Linked DNA regions of Homo sapiens: region 2 is linked to region 1. Evidence: chromatin contacts called from ENCODE Hi-C data. All regions are on one chromosome and are shown on one strand. Each heading gives the region's core, a stretch centred on a gene start or an enhancer-like site at or near the end of the contact. The rest is flanking DNA. Distances are from core to core; before and after follow the strand shown. Region 1 has its middle 180 kb from the start of ASXL3. Region 2 has its middle 220 kb from the start of ASXL3.

Evidence for each region. Hi-C counts contacts between places; a loop is a spot of excess contacts on that map. Pooled maps may share reads with other maps.
Region 2: a loop to region 1 is called in a map of heart left ventricle, with 2.3 times the contacts of the local background. The contact joins two enhancer-like sites. A Hi-C loop is called at or near these places in 1 of 168 maps with a recorded cell type or tissue (heart left ventricle) and 1 of 50 pooled maps.

The regions. Positions count from the first base shown.
Region 1 is chr18:33,752,639-33,759,226 of GRCh38, reverse strand. No RefSeq gene overlaps it. Among named protein-coding and RNA genes, the nearest start is that of ASXL3, 180 kb to the right of the region's middle. Within about 2 kb of position 2,831, at least 2 of the 41 ENCODE cell types and tissues checked have a DNase peak (open chromatin) inside an H3K27ac peak, as active enhancers do.
Region 2 is chr18:33,799,893-33,806,321 of GRCh38, reverse strand. No RefSeq gene overlaps it. Among named protein-coding and RNA genes, the nearest start is that of ASXL3, 220 kb to the right of the region's middle. Within about 2 kb of position 3,166, at least 4 of the 41 ENCODE cell types and tissues checked have a DNase peak (open chromatin) inside an H3K27ac peak, as active enhancers do.

The DNA of each region.
Region 1 (6,588 bases), core at 1,582-4,081:
TTATCTGAAAATGAGAAAACCAACTTCTTAGTTCTCAGAGGTGGCTTTAGATCTAGCAAAGCCTGAGATAAAATGATTAATACATAAGGCCCTTTATTATCTTGCTTGGTGAATAAATAATCCAACTTTTCCTTAGAAGTCTAATGACATGGGCAAAGGAAAAATAAATAATTTAAATCATTTACTGAAAAAGTTATACTTTTTGTCAAGTTAGGTCTTCGAAAATAGCTGATCTCATCACTCATGCAAGAACCTTGATAAACAGACAGCCTTACAAGTTCATTATCTTACCTTCTATAGGAGCCTCCTCTTCTTAGTAGGAGATTCTGAGAGTAATTTTATTTTAATTACCTACCATAGTACACTGGGATCCAGAGCCTTACATTTGTTTCTGCCTCTGCATGGGAAGTCTCTCCACTTGTTGTCCACTTGACATGGTCCCACACCTTCACACTTTCTTCCATTCTCTACGCAAATATTCTTTCCCTCTCAATTATCTTGGGCTGCACAACAGAATACCATGGACTGGTGGCTTCAACAATAGAAATTTATTTTCTCACAGTTCTGGATGCTGGAAGTCCAAAATCAAAGTGCCAGCAGGGTTGGTTTCTGGAGAGGTCTCTCTTTCTGGCTTGCAGATGGCAGCCTTCTTTCTGTGTCCTCACATGGTCTTTCCTCCATGCTCACATGGACAGAGAGATATCTGGTGTCTCACTCTTCTTATAAGGACACCAATTTTCTTGGATTACAGCCCCACCATTATGACCTTATTTAAGTTTAATTACCTCATTATAGGTCTTATATCCACATACAGTTACATTGGGTATAGAGGTTCAGCTTATGAATTTGGTAGGGGGGCCACATTTCAGTTCATAGCACCTTTTCAGCCAGGCCTTCTCTGGGAACCCTTTATACATTACAACCTCCATACTTTGATTTTTTTTTATGTACTTACAATGCTTTGTTTTCCTTTATAGCACTTATCACTTTCAAATATACTATACATGTTTTGTATTTCTCTCTTTGTTACCTGTCTCCATCCACTGGAATAAAAGCTCAAGAATGATGACAATTTGTTCACTGTGGTACCCACAGTATCTCTGTCATGCCCTAGCAAAGAGGAATCTATGATACAAACATTTCTTGTGTGTATTAATGAACTATCCCTATGTTACGCACGATGGAAGCTACTACAGATACCAAAGTAGAAGAGATACTACAACTTCTCTTCAGTAACTTTTAGTCCAGAGATAGATAAGGCTCACCATAAATGAATTGTAGCTCCCTGTAACCATAAGATATAACTCAGGGAATGACCAAAAAGGAATATAGGGATCTGTATCGTGCACAGTCCAGAAAGACATTTGCTTTCCACACAGAAACTAACTTCATCAGATTTGCATAAATCTATTTGCTAAACTATGAGTCAGGAAATCATATTTTTCCATTATTAAAGTTAACATTCATTTTTTGTAATATTTATATGAGCCAACTATGAAACATAAAAACAGGTCAAATCCGTGTGTGGAAGGATGTTTTAAAATCCACCTTCACAGTCACAAACAGAAATGTCCCATGACCATATTTTAATAAACAACCATGTGTTAGAATAACTGATTACAGAGCCCAGTTTTTCCTTTCTGAGAAATTACTTTGATAGTCTTTTTCTTAAAAAAAAAAAAAAAAAAAAAAAAAGAAGGAAATTACTTTTAGGTCTTGACCAAAGGGTGTTCCAAGTGAAGAGGTCCCAAATCTTAGTAAGCGGGCAAAGGTGGTTTTATTTTTTTCAGCATTGCTTCATTAATCTGAATGTAAAACTATAGAAAAAATAGTCTCTAATTTAGCTAGAAAATAACACTCATTTGCTTGCTAAGGTCTAGCAACAAAAGAATGTTAATGCACATTACTACCTATTACTACAACAGTGAACACAAAATGAAATGAGCAGATGCTGATTTACCTTCTCTGGTGAATCATGCATGGCACGAAACTGCAGTCCTGAAGCAAGCTAGACCATCTGTGCTGTTTTCTCCAGATGAGCCAAATTTGATGACAAACCATTCTCCATATATAGGAGTTTTTCTTTCTTTCTCTCCATTTTATATTAGAAAGTATAGTTTCCCCAATAGAAGATGCAGAAAACTATTTTGCATCTTCTACTATATTGCTAAATATTTTGACTCTGAGCCTGGATAAAGCAGTCTGGAAATTAAATATAACTTCAAAAGAGACATCTTTTCAGAACTTGCATTCCTCAATTATTCTCTCCATCCATATGCAAGCTGTTCTGGAAAATAGGATGGCCCAGAAAGGTACATTTGAATGGCATTTCTGATAAATTTCTTCCACCTTATGATAATGTTTTATGGTTCAAATTTTCTTGAAAAATCAAGTCATGAGAAAAACCATGTATTCCCTGTAATTCAGGGCCTAGCATAGAGATGGTGATGAAAAAAATTTTTGCTTTTGAACGTTGGATGAATTTTGGCACTGAAAGTGCCTTCATCTTTAGAATCCCTTGACAAGTATTAAAGGTCAAGGAGTGAGGTCTTTTTATATTCAGTGAGATGACATGTTTTACTTAAGTAGAAAGGGAAGTTAAAATATCTCTTTTTGAAAATAGGAAAATGCAATTTCTCACTAAATCTAAACTTAAAATTTCTTAGTTTCACAATATCTTCAAATAAATACTTATCAAGATACTTAAAACATTAGGTTGCCAGATGGCTTTAAGATAAATATTTGCAAGCAAGAGGTGATAAAAGATGGGTTTGGCCTGTGGGCAAGATGATGAGTCAGACACGGAGCAGGAATGTGAATCACCCAACGTCATGCTCTCACAGCTGGGGCAGGATGACAATGCAGCGTGGACCACTTGGTGCTACAGACGAGGCTTCTCTATGGAGTGACAGTCATCGCTTATGTCCTCAGTCACCAGTGTGGAATTAAGAGAGTGGTAGGATTCACTTAAACAGGCGAGCATTTCTTGGAAAAATACTGATACAGGTGAAGCTAATCTCTGGCACTATATATATCTTGGTGTTATCAGCTGGATGACTCTTGTATGCTTTTTCATTTTCTGCAATGATCAAAATATTTTCCTTCTGTGATCACCAGCAGAGTGGGGAGCTTTTATTTCTCAAAAGTACTGCATGACACATTTATAAGTTCCCTGACTTCAATCCAAACTTGCAGCTTGCATGTGTAACTCTTTGTTTTCTTATTTGAAACCTATTAATATGAATAGTCAGAAGCAATTTCTTCTCTTTTAAAAAAATTAATTGCTCACATTGCAATTTATATCAAGATACTCCATTTTTTGGCATTGGTTTCGGTAACAGTCTCTGTAACACTAGTTAACTTTTACATACAGGAATATGTTTTATATTTTTTAAAAAGTATTAAAGAGTCAATGACCACCAAGGACATCAGGCACCGTAAATATTGTTTCAATATGTTAACTTTTAAAACGTCAATTATTAACATTACCAACATCTGAACAAATTCCTAGATTCATGAAAGAAGGCTTTGGGGACAGAGCTCTGAACTATGTAAAAGATCTGTGAGACAAAGTAGTAAATATAGAAAGCCATGTTTGCTCACTTCTGCCTGCCAGCATAATTTCACAAAGCCCCTGACTCTGTGACAAGATGCAGTTCTCTGGAAGAATGCTTTGAGGACAAAACTGGATAGAGCACACGGTTCCCACATCTCTTGAATGAAGTCACCATATTCCTTAAAGGATAAATGACCCTAGACCTTGCCTTTTCCTATAATAAGATAATGTCTGACAGGGTCAGTGATTATGCCTCTACTGTCTATAACCAGATGTACTCTTGCACCCAAAATTTGATATGATTTTGCACGTACTGAACCTTCACTGCCTGTATATAAGCAATGAGCCAAAACAGTTTTGGAATAGTCTGATGGAACCTCTCTGAAAGATCTCTCCAGGGCTATAGTCCTCAGTCTACAGTCCCCAGTAAGACTTCTGAATAAAACTAACTTTAATTCTTTACAAGCTTGATTTTTTTTTCTCTAGTGGACGGTCATAAAACTCAAAAAGATCATTATCAGAAAAAAAGAGTCTCATTATTGATGAACCCTGTTCCAGGAAAGTAACTGGTATACTGATGGGGAAGAACTTGCTCTCCTGCCCCGTGGTACTGCCCTTAAACCATGGCAGATGAGGGGAAACATGTGCCCTTCTAGAGGTCTCATTCTCAGCCACTGGCAACCCTAGTTTCACCCACTTGGTTGCTTCCTTCCTTATTGAACCTTGCACGTCTTGGTTATATTTTTGTCACATTATTTTATTGTTTTTCCCACTAACCTATATTTTTTTCAAGGTCTGAGACCCTCTGATTTTTCTTGGAATCCCCAGGAGTTAGCAAAATCTGTGCAGCAGCCATTGCATCTTCTAGCAGGTAAGAGGATGGGCTTTTGTTTCTGATAAATCTTTATACCCCAAATCTTAGCTGAGTGTTCTTAACTTTAAGCTCTCTAAGCCTCAGATTCCTTATTTATTACATAGATATAATAATGGTGCTTCCTTTATAGTTTTTTTTTAAGAATAAATGTGATAATACCTGTAAAATGCTTTGCGGCACTTGTTACACTGCATTTCACTAATATTATCAATTATTTTAAAATTATTTGTTAATACCTTCAATGTTATCAACTATTACTTTTTAATCTTTTTTAATACCCATTTTAAAATAATGTTAACTGTTATTTTAAATAATTTAATAAATTATTTTTAATGTTATCAATTATTTCTAAATGAGTATTTTTTAATAAAGCCTTTTTGGAACAGCTCTGGAAAATCGCTGTAGTATACACTTAAAACTCTTCAAAGTTTATCGATATGAAGGGAACTTGTAAAATCTCCATATTCAGATCGTGACGTCTTCTTTAGATTTATTTTTTAAGGTAATAATATTACTGAAAGTCACAATTATAAAACTGGAATTGTAAGGACTGGTAGCTTTGATTATTCCCAGTTGTTGCCAAGCAAATCTTTTTGGACAGGAAAGTTTCTACCAAAGACCTTTCCAGTATCAACATATGAAGAAGAAGAAAGAAACTGGCTGTTACCGATCTCACAGTCTTTCTGATGGACAAAAGGTGAGGACGTTCAGTGAGTATTTATCGAGGAGAGGTAACAGATTATCCATAGAGTCCTACTCTGAATATAGTTTTTAAAAGCTTTAAAATTTGTTGAGGTTTTCTAAGCTACCAGCTAATTTTTCATTGCTTTTACTTTTCTTCCTGGAGATGTAAAGATTTTATCAAAAATATGCACTGAAAGAAAAAACGAAATCTACACTGAGCTTACAGGTTAAGGGAAGAAGGGGTATAAAATGTGTTAGTGGCTTCCACTTAGAAGCCATTATAGAACACTGTCCCTACTCCTACGCCAACCCTTTCAAATCCTCAATTTAAGACAAACTGATTTGCAAATGATGTTTATATTACAGTAGGAAATGTTTCATTTCTATATAAATGGACACACATAAATGTTGTCACCTATTGGAGGAGAGAAAAACCCAGGAAAAGCTCACATTTTCTACAGTTACTGAGGTCAGTCACACTTTGCTATATCTAGGCGACGCTGTAACATCCCAGAATTGTACATTGAAATCAATCAAAGAAAACAGAACCATAGTTCTGCACTCCTTTGAGGTCCCTCTGTGTTCCTTCTTCATTGAAGAATGAAGATTCTGGGCACAGTGTTTTCCTGAAATAAAATCACAATATGAAACTACAGATACAGGTTGAATCAAAAGTGAAATCTATTTTCCATTTACGAACTTTTGACAAATAAAGACTTTGTGATGACCCTATAGAAAATGAGATGGAATGTGTATAACTTCAAGTGTCCGAGACCTTGTTTTAAAGTAGCTGGTGCCCCCACTCTCGGGCCAAGTTGTTACTTATGAGGAGTGTCCATTTGCACAGCATGGTGAGTATAGTAAATAAGGACCTGTACACTTCAAAACTGCTCAGTACATTTCAAATATTCTCACCACAAAAACAAGTATTTGAGATGAATACGTTCACTAGCTTGATTTAACTACTCCATATTGTATTCATAAATTGTAACATCACTTTTTACCCCATAAATATGTACAACTATAATTTGTGAATTACAATGAATAAAAATTTTTAAATGAGACTTTAGCTGGTAATTTTAGCTTAAAAAAGAAAGTACCTCCGAAACAGACTTTCCCATAAATGCAATGAAGGTACTACGTAAAAATCCAAACTACCGATAAAAGCAGACTCAGGGGGCTCCTTCATTCACAGAACTGACATTCAGCCATTCTTCACTGATTTGTTTTTATAGGGCCACTTCTTTTGTGTAGCATGTGTTTAGATTGGTTGGTTGACCCTTACAAGATTGCTAAATATTTTTAATACATGCTTTACTTATATTCAGGTAGCACAATGGGATATTTACTATAGTTGCAGAACTTAAAACTGGTTAAATAAAATGGTCAAAACTTCAACCTTTGTTTTGTTAACTCAGGTGATTTTCCTCTAAGTAGTGAGTCTATGGTAGTTACATTGGCAACTTGGTTAAAA
Region 2 (6,429 bases), core at 1,917-4,416, 47 kb before region 1:
CGGTCAGGAGTTTGAGATCAGCCTGGCCAACATGGTGAAATCCCATCATTACTAAAAATACAAAAATTAGCTGGGCGCAGTGGTGGGCACCTGTAATCCCAGTTCCTTGGGAGCTGAGGCAGGAGAATCGCTTGAAGCGGAAGGCGGAGGTTGCAGTGAGCCGAGATCACGCCACTGCACTTCAACCTGGGTGACAGAGCAAAACTCCGTCTTGGGGAAAAAAGAAAAGAAAATAACTGTTGTAGATTTTTAAAGAAATCATTTCTTTAAAGAAAATTACTCACTAAAAGAAAATAAATGAGTAATAATCTAATCTTAATAGCTATCAGCAATAGACAGTAATTAGAGTTTATTTACTGAGAGCCAGGCTTTAGGTAGTTTATCTGAATTATCTATTTAATCTTTTCAGTAATGCTGGGAGGTATAAAATTTCATATCGTTTCAGTAAGGACAAAACCGATAAAGAGAAAAAGTAAGTAACTCACTCAGAGCACACAGCTGGAATTGAAATAAATCAAAGCCAGACTGTTTGGCTCAAGTCGGCCCTTTTAATCTTACCATTAAACCATCCAATATCCTATTTCCATCAAGTATACTGTATTATCCAGTTCACATCCAGTATACTTGTTTACCTGCAGCTGACACCAATGAAACGACAAAGCAATACCCTCAAATTGTAATGAGCATCAAAAACAGACATGTGCCAAACCCACATCCTTGAGTTTTTCTAAAACCTAAAATAAACAAGGAACAACTTCTCCATTGTTCCCAGTATTGGTGAATATAATGCAGGAGTCTTCTAAATGCATTTTTAAATATTTTTCTCTACATATATGTTCTATATTTTCTTTACAATATTTTTACTCACCATGTAGTTAGTTCATTATTCTTTTTCCTTCTGACCCCCTACAAAGAAAATGACTTTTATTTGGCTATGTTATTTCTTATAAAAACACCGTTCTGCTTTTTCCATACATCAACTATCCCATATTGATAACATTAAATCCTTATAGTATCCCTAAGGGGGTATATCATTAGACTGCCAGAGGAGAGAATTATCTTTTCCTGTGTGCATTCTATCTGCTTCAACTCCATATCCTTTTATCCTTCTGTTTCTGTGTTCAGCAATGCAAAAGGTCAATTCTATTTTACATAAAATGTATATTTGCCACCTGGTACTTTTCCTGATTAAAAAAAATCAGCTTCTCAACATGGTTTAAAAATTTTTTGATAGAGGCAATGTAGAATCCTGGCAGAAACTTGGAAATAGTAGCACATTTTTTTCCTCCAGTATAATAACCTCTGAATTATTTTGTGACAGTCTTAAAATGCTACCTAATTACAATGGTGAACAATAATGAAGGTTTGTGCCTGATGAAACGGGAAGTTGAAGGTTACATGAAGCTTGATATAGTTAGTAAAACTAACTTGGAGTTTCACGAGCATTAAATCAGATGGTTATGAACTATTTCCTTGAACGATGGGGAGGAGGGCATGAAAGACATTTCACACAAAAGGCTTTTCCACATAAAGTAATACATCATATTCTGAGTGGTCACTTACAACTATAAATGCCAAGATGTGGCCATTTTCCACCTCAATGAATATGAACCAACAAAGGTGCTCCTAGAATGAACTTGGTCTGCTCAAAAATATTTGAATTTAACCAAAGGAAAAAAAATCACATTTTTTTCTAGTGCCTTAACTTGTGAGAGGTACTATCCGGGATGTTTTCATATACTGTCATTTAACTGAAATTCCCTCAACAGCCTTCTGTTGAAGGTGTTGATATTGTTACCTCCATCTTTACAGATGAAGGAACAGAGGCTTAAGGAGCTTGACTCAGTTGGCAACTGGCCAAACTGAGACTCAAGTTACTGCTCCTCTGTGCAACACACAGTCTCTCCCAAGGCAAGACATATCGACTTCATCAAGGAGATTGAAACAAACGGGACAGTTATGAATAATGTGCATGCAAACCACAAATACCTTTGCTTCCCAAATTCCTCCTTTCTCTGCACTCTTGTTAGCATTTCAGAATTATGTTTGTTTTTTAAAAAATATTTACCTTTGAGTTAATATATATTATTTTTCCCTAAAATGCAAATGTTTTAGGGAGATGTAACAGAATATTCTATAGCTATCATTGATGCTTTAGTAAGCATAAGTTATATTTCCTTCTGGGGGGGGCAGTTTTAATAGAGGAAAGTAAATGGGAGAGAGGGGTATATACAGGGTAGGTAGGTTGAAGATACATTTCAGATACTTCAAACTGTTAGCTCTGTATGGCTCCCTTGTCTATGAACAGAATATGAGGCACATTTTCAATGGAAAACTTAAAAAAAAATAGGAGACAGCTTTAAGATAGCATCGCTGGACCTCCTTTTTGAATTCATTGAGTTTCTACAATTCTAAAATTGATGGAAAAACGTTTTCATGGTAGATGGCTAAGGCTTGGCAAGTTTGTTTTAAAAGGACGTCTGTATGTGTCTCCTGAGTTCATCTGGGATTACTTCACCAAAAAGAAAGTTGTGATCTAACCTTCAGAAAATTTTTAAGTTTCTATTTCTTCCACAAGGAATTTTCTATTGCTTGTGAAAAGGAAACTAAAGGCCCCAAGTTACATATATATTTCCCAAAACAAATAAATTCAAAAGCTGTGGTGATTCTTTTTATTTATTTTATTTCTAGTATGAGAATTAAGGTATTTTTCCCAAGTCAGCTATTCTAAGAAGAAAGTTGTTAATAAAGCGAAAGATAGTGAGAAGCTTCTCAGCATTGGGAGAAAATTGTTTGATAGCACTATTGTTTTATAAATCAGTTTGGTAAATGATAATTAATAACTAAAATGTTATGTCTTTAAATAACACTATTTTTCTATTTGAGGTGTTTCTATGTTCTCCAAACATAGCTGATAAATGTAAAGTCATAAAATTCTCTTATTACTCAAAATATGCTTGTCAACAATGGCAAGTAAGAAAGTGCTTACATATCATATCACTTCAGCCCTTGGTGGAGGATGGTATAGCCATACTTCCTGCTCTGTCAGCTAAACCCACACAAGATTAAATGCTATGTACATAATAGCCAGTTAGTACAGGTCTGTCTTGGAGGCTGGCAGGTGTTTCCATGAAATTTCACCCCGCCTGTCACAGCACACGGGGCAGCCAGCACCTGGCAACCTCCTCAAAAACAGCACACTCTTTAATTGCTTTGAAACAGCACAAGCAGCAGCAGCTGCTGCTGCCAACATTGTTAAGTAAACAACAGGTTTTGCACCTGCTGGAACAAAATCCTGACCTTAACATTGGCCAGTCAGGTGACCCCCATGTAACTTAGACAGCTTGTCCTAATGCAAGTGGCCTAGGAGATGAGCAGCAGTCCCTCAGTATTGATCCTTCCCCCAGATATGTAATATCTGCCCCTTAGTTGCCTTTTGAGGGCATCGAATTCAGCCCCTTTATATGAAAATTTGAAGAGTTAAATTTTTCTTATGGGCAGTTCCTTCTAGTTCTTTCTCTTTCCCTCCTCTGTCTTCTTTTGAGAATGCTAATGAGAAAAGATGACTTGGCTCTAATTTCCCATATTCTGTGTTATCAGTGATTCCTCTTTAGAAGTCTACAATGAAGAATGGGACTAGAGCAAATAAACTTTCTACCACTGACCAAAGACCCAACCTTTTAGCCTCTGTGAACAGAAAAAAATGAGACGATAAAACAAAATATTTTTATATACAATGTAACAGCTGGGCTTTTCAAAAATACAATTTTCAGTGTTTTATGGCCTTGGATGGGTATCTTCTCACCGTGTAGTGAGACGAGGAAACTCAGCTGTAGCAGCCAAGCGAAAGTGAAGTCAAATTTAACTCTGACTCTCACTGGAAAGTCCTTCTCAGCCTCCACATACATACATACACTGTTCTTATTTAGCAGGATCAGTTCCTAGGCACAGTAAGAAACACAGTTTAGGCTTTAGGGAATATAGTCCAGAAAAATGGAGAAGCAAGGGGCAATGGAGAAATACAGCCCGAAAGCGTTCATGACCATTCTCCCCCTTGTTCACAACTTCTACAAACTGTAGAAGTCCCTCCTAGTGGATAAAGCATTGGATTTGACTGGAACATACACATGCACATCACAACTTCTAGGTGGGGAAAGACAAACTCCATAAGGTGATTTTAAAGAGCAAATCAAGTAATAGTCTCAACGACATCAGATGACAATTAACTGGTGATACAGTTTGGCTGTGTCCCCACCCAAATCTCATCTTGAATTGTAGCTCCCATAATCTCTATGTGTTGTGGGAGGGCCCCAGTGGGAGGTAATTGAATCATGGGGGTGGGTTTTCCCATGCTGTTCTCCTGATAGTGAATAAGTCTCATGAAATCTGATGATCAGATAAAAATCTGATGTAGGGCAGTTCCCCTACACATGCTGTCTTGCCTGCCACCATGAAAGACGTGCCTTTGCTCCTCCTTCACCTTCTGCCATGATTGTGAGGCCTCCCCAGCAACATGGAATTGTGAATCCTTTAAACCTCCTTTGCTTTATAAATTACCCAGTTTTTGGTATGTCTTTATTAGCAGGGTGAGAATGGGCTAATACAACTGGGTTTTAGCATGCATTTATTTGTGTGTTGTTTAATCCCCAGAACAAGTCTTCTTGTGATTTGGCTGGTTTCTAAAAATGATACAACAGAGGGTTTGGCTTATCAGAGAGAAAATATATTTTCAACAAAGAAAAACATACAAACAATATAAACTGAGCCTTGAGATGGAGAGAGATAAATGGAATATTGTGAACCATGAGTGAAAATGTACTCGAATATGTTTTAGGTTCTTTAATTCTCATCATAAGCACACTGAATTCTTAACCCAGTAGAACAAAGATTGGATAGGCCTGCAGGCAAATGATCAAAAATCTGTTTCAAATCCTAAAGCCAACAGAACGTTTTGCCTATGGCTTGTTTATACCATTTGATCAAAAAGAATAATGCAATTGTGAGTTAGTCTGAGGTTGAGGAATTTTTCCAATGAAGTAAGTTAATTATTTATTACTATTGATTTGCTAGAGTGTTTCTGCAAAATCAAAGTATATTTCTTTTTCCACTTTAACATTTCTAAGAATTATGTAACAACTCTCCAAAGTTGTTACTAAACCTAATAACTATATTTTATAACATTCTTGATGCAGCTGATCAATTCGCTACATCAAGCTTATATATTCATGTTTTAAATAAAGTAACATATGTTATGTGCCTCATACATAATAATTGAAGAATAATGACAAAAATGTAAATTTTCCATTTTAGACCATCTCTTGAGTCATACTAACCACTAAAAGACCGAAATATACACACTGAGATAAATGTACTAAGAAATTGATGGGGGAAACCTCTAGTGGCTCATTGAATCCAGGCTGTCAAATTTCCAAAGAACAATTAGATGCTTTTAGCCAAGATCTATAGATTATATAAATGACATGTTAAGAAAATAGCAAAAATCATTCCAACTTTTCCTCTTCCTCTATCCTCTCTTTTAATATCTGCAGCAATATCACAAGAAAAACATATATTTAAGGTAGAAACAAAAGGCCAGTATCATGATCTGGATTATACCAAGATTCAGGAGTCTTTGGAGTTTATAAACATTAAAATATTTTATTTGTGTTATGTAATGTCCCTTTTATTTTATCCTATGGAAGTATACCTTTTAAAATAAAGAACAAATAGGCTAAAATAGTTTTGTGTACAATTAGAAAATTGAGGTGTCTTTCAATTTATTGCCGCTGATATCGTTTTTTAAAATCTTATGTATATTAAAAACTGAAGAGCTTCTTGCTATCCTCTAAATCTGTCTATAATCAGCAATAAACTAGGATTTAAAACATCCCTAACTCTAGGGCTTTTTCTGAAGGAGTAGGGCAGGAATACACTCTTTGTTCCTGAAATATATGGACAAGTACTTGAGGTACATAAATAGAATCATACAAGGAAAACTAATTATTCATAAAAATGAAAGGGGGGCATTACTACACCTGAATCCCAGAGTTTTTGTGTCTTTGTATGTGAGTCTGAGAACATATGGCCTTCTGAGCTTCAAAGTTTTCATCTGTACAAAGAAAATAACAAATTGACATTCAAGAGACTACTGTGTCAAATATCTGAGAAGGACGAGAGTGAATGCTTGAGGCTTATTGTCCACCTCTGCACGTGCCAATTCTCTTAAACATAGTTGTGGCTGTGTATTTTCAAAACCAACAAAAGAACAAAACTCTGTGAAAATATTACTCTTCCTTAAATCAAAACCAGTTTCAAAATGTTTTTAAAGATAACTGATAGGGAAGGCCAACATCTACGTGGAAAAGAAAGAACTTTTGTAAGTTCCATGAAATGATGTCGTGTTAAGGCTTTTTGCCTTATACCTAACAG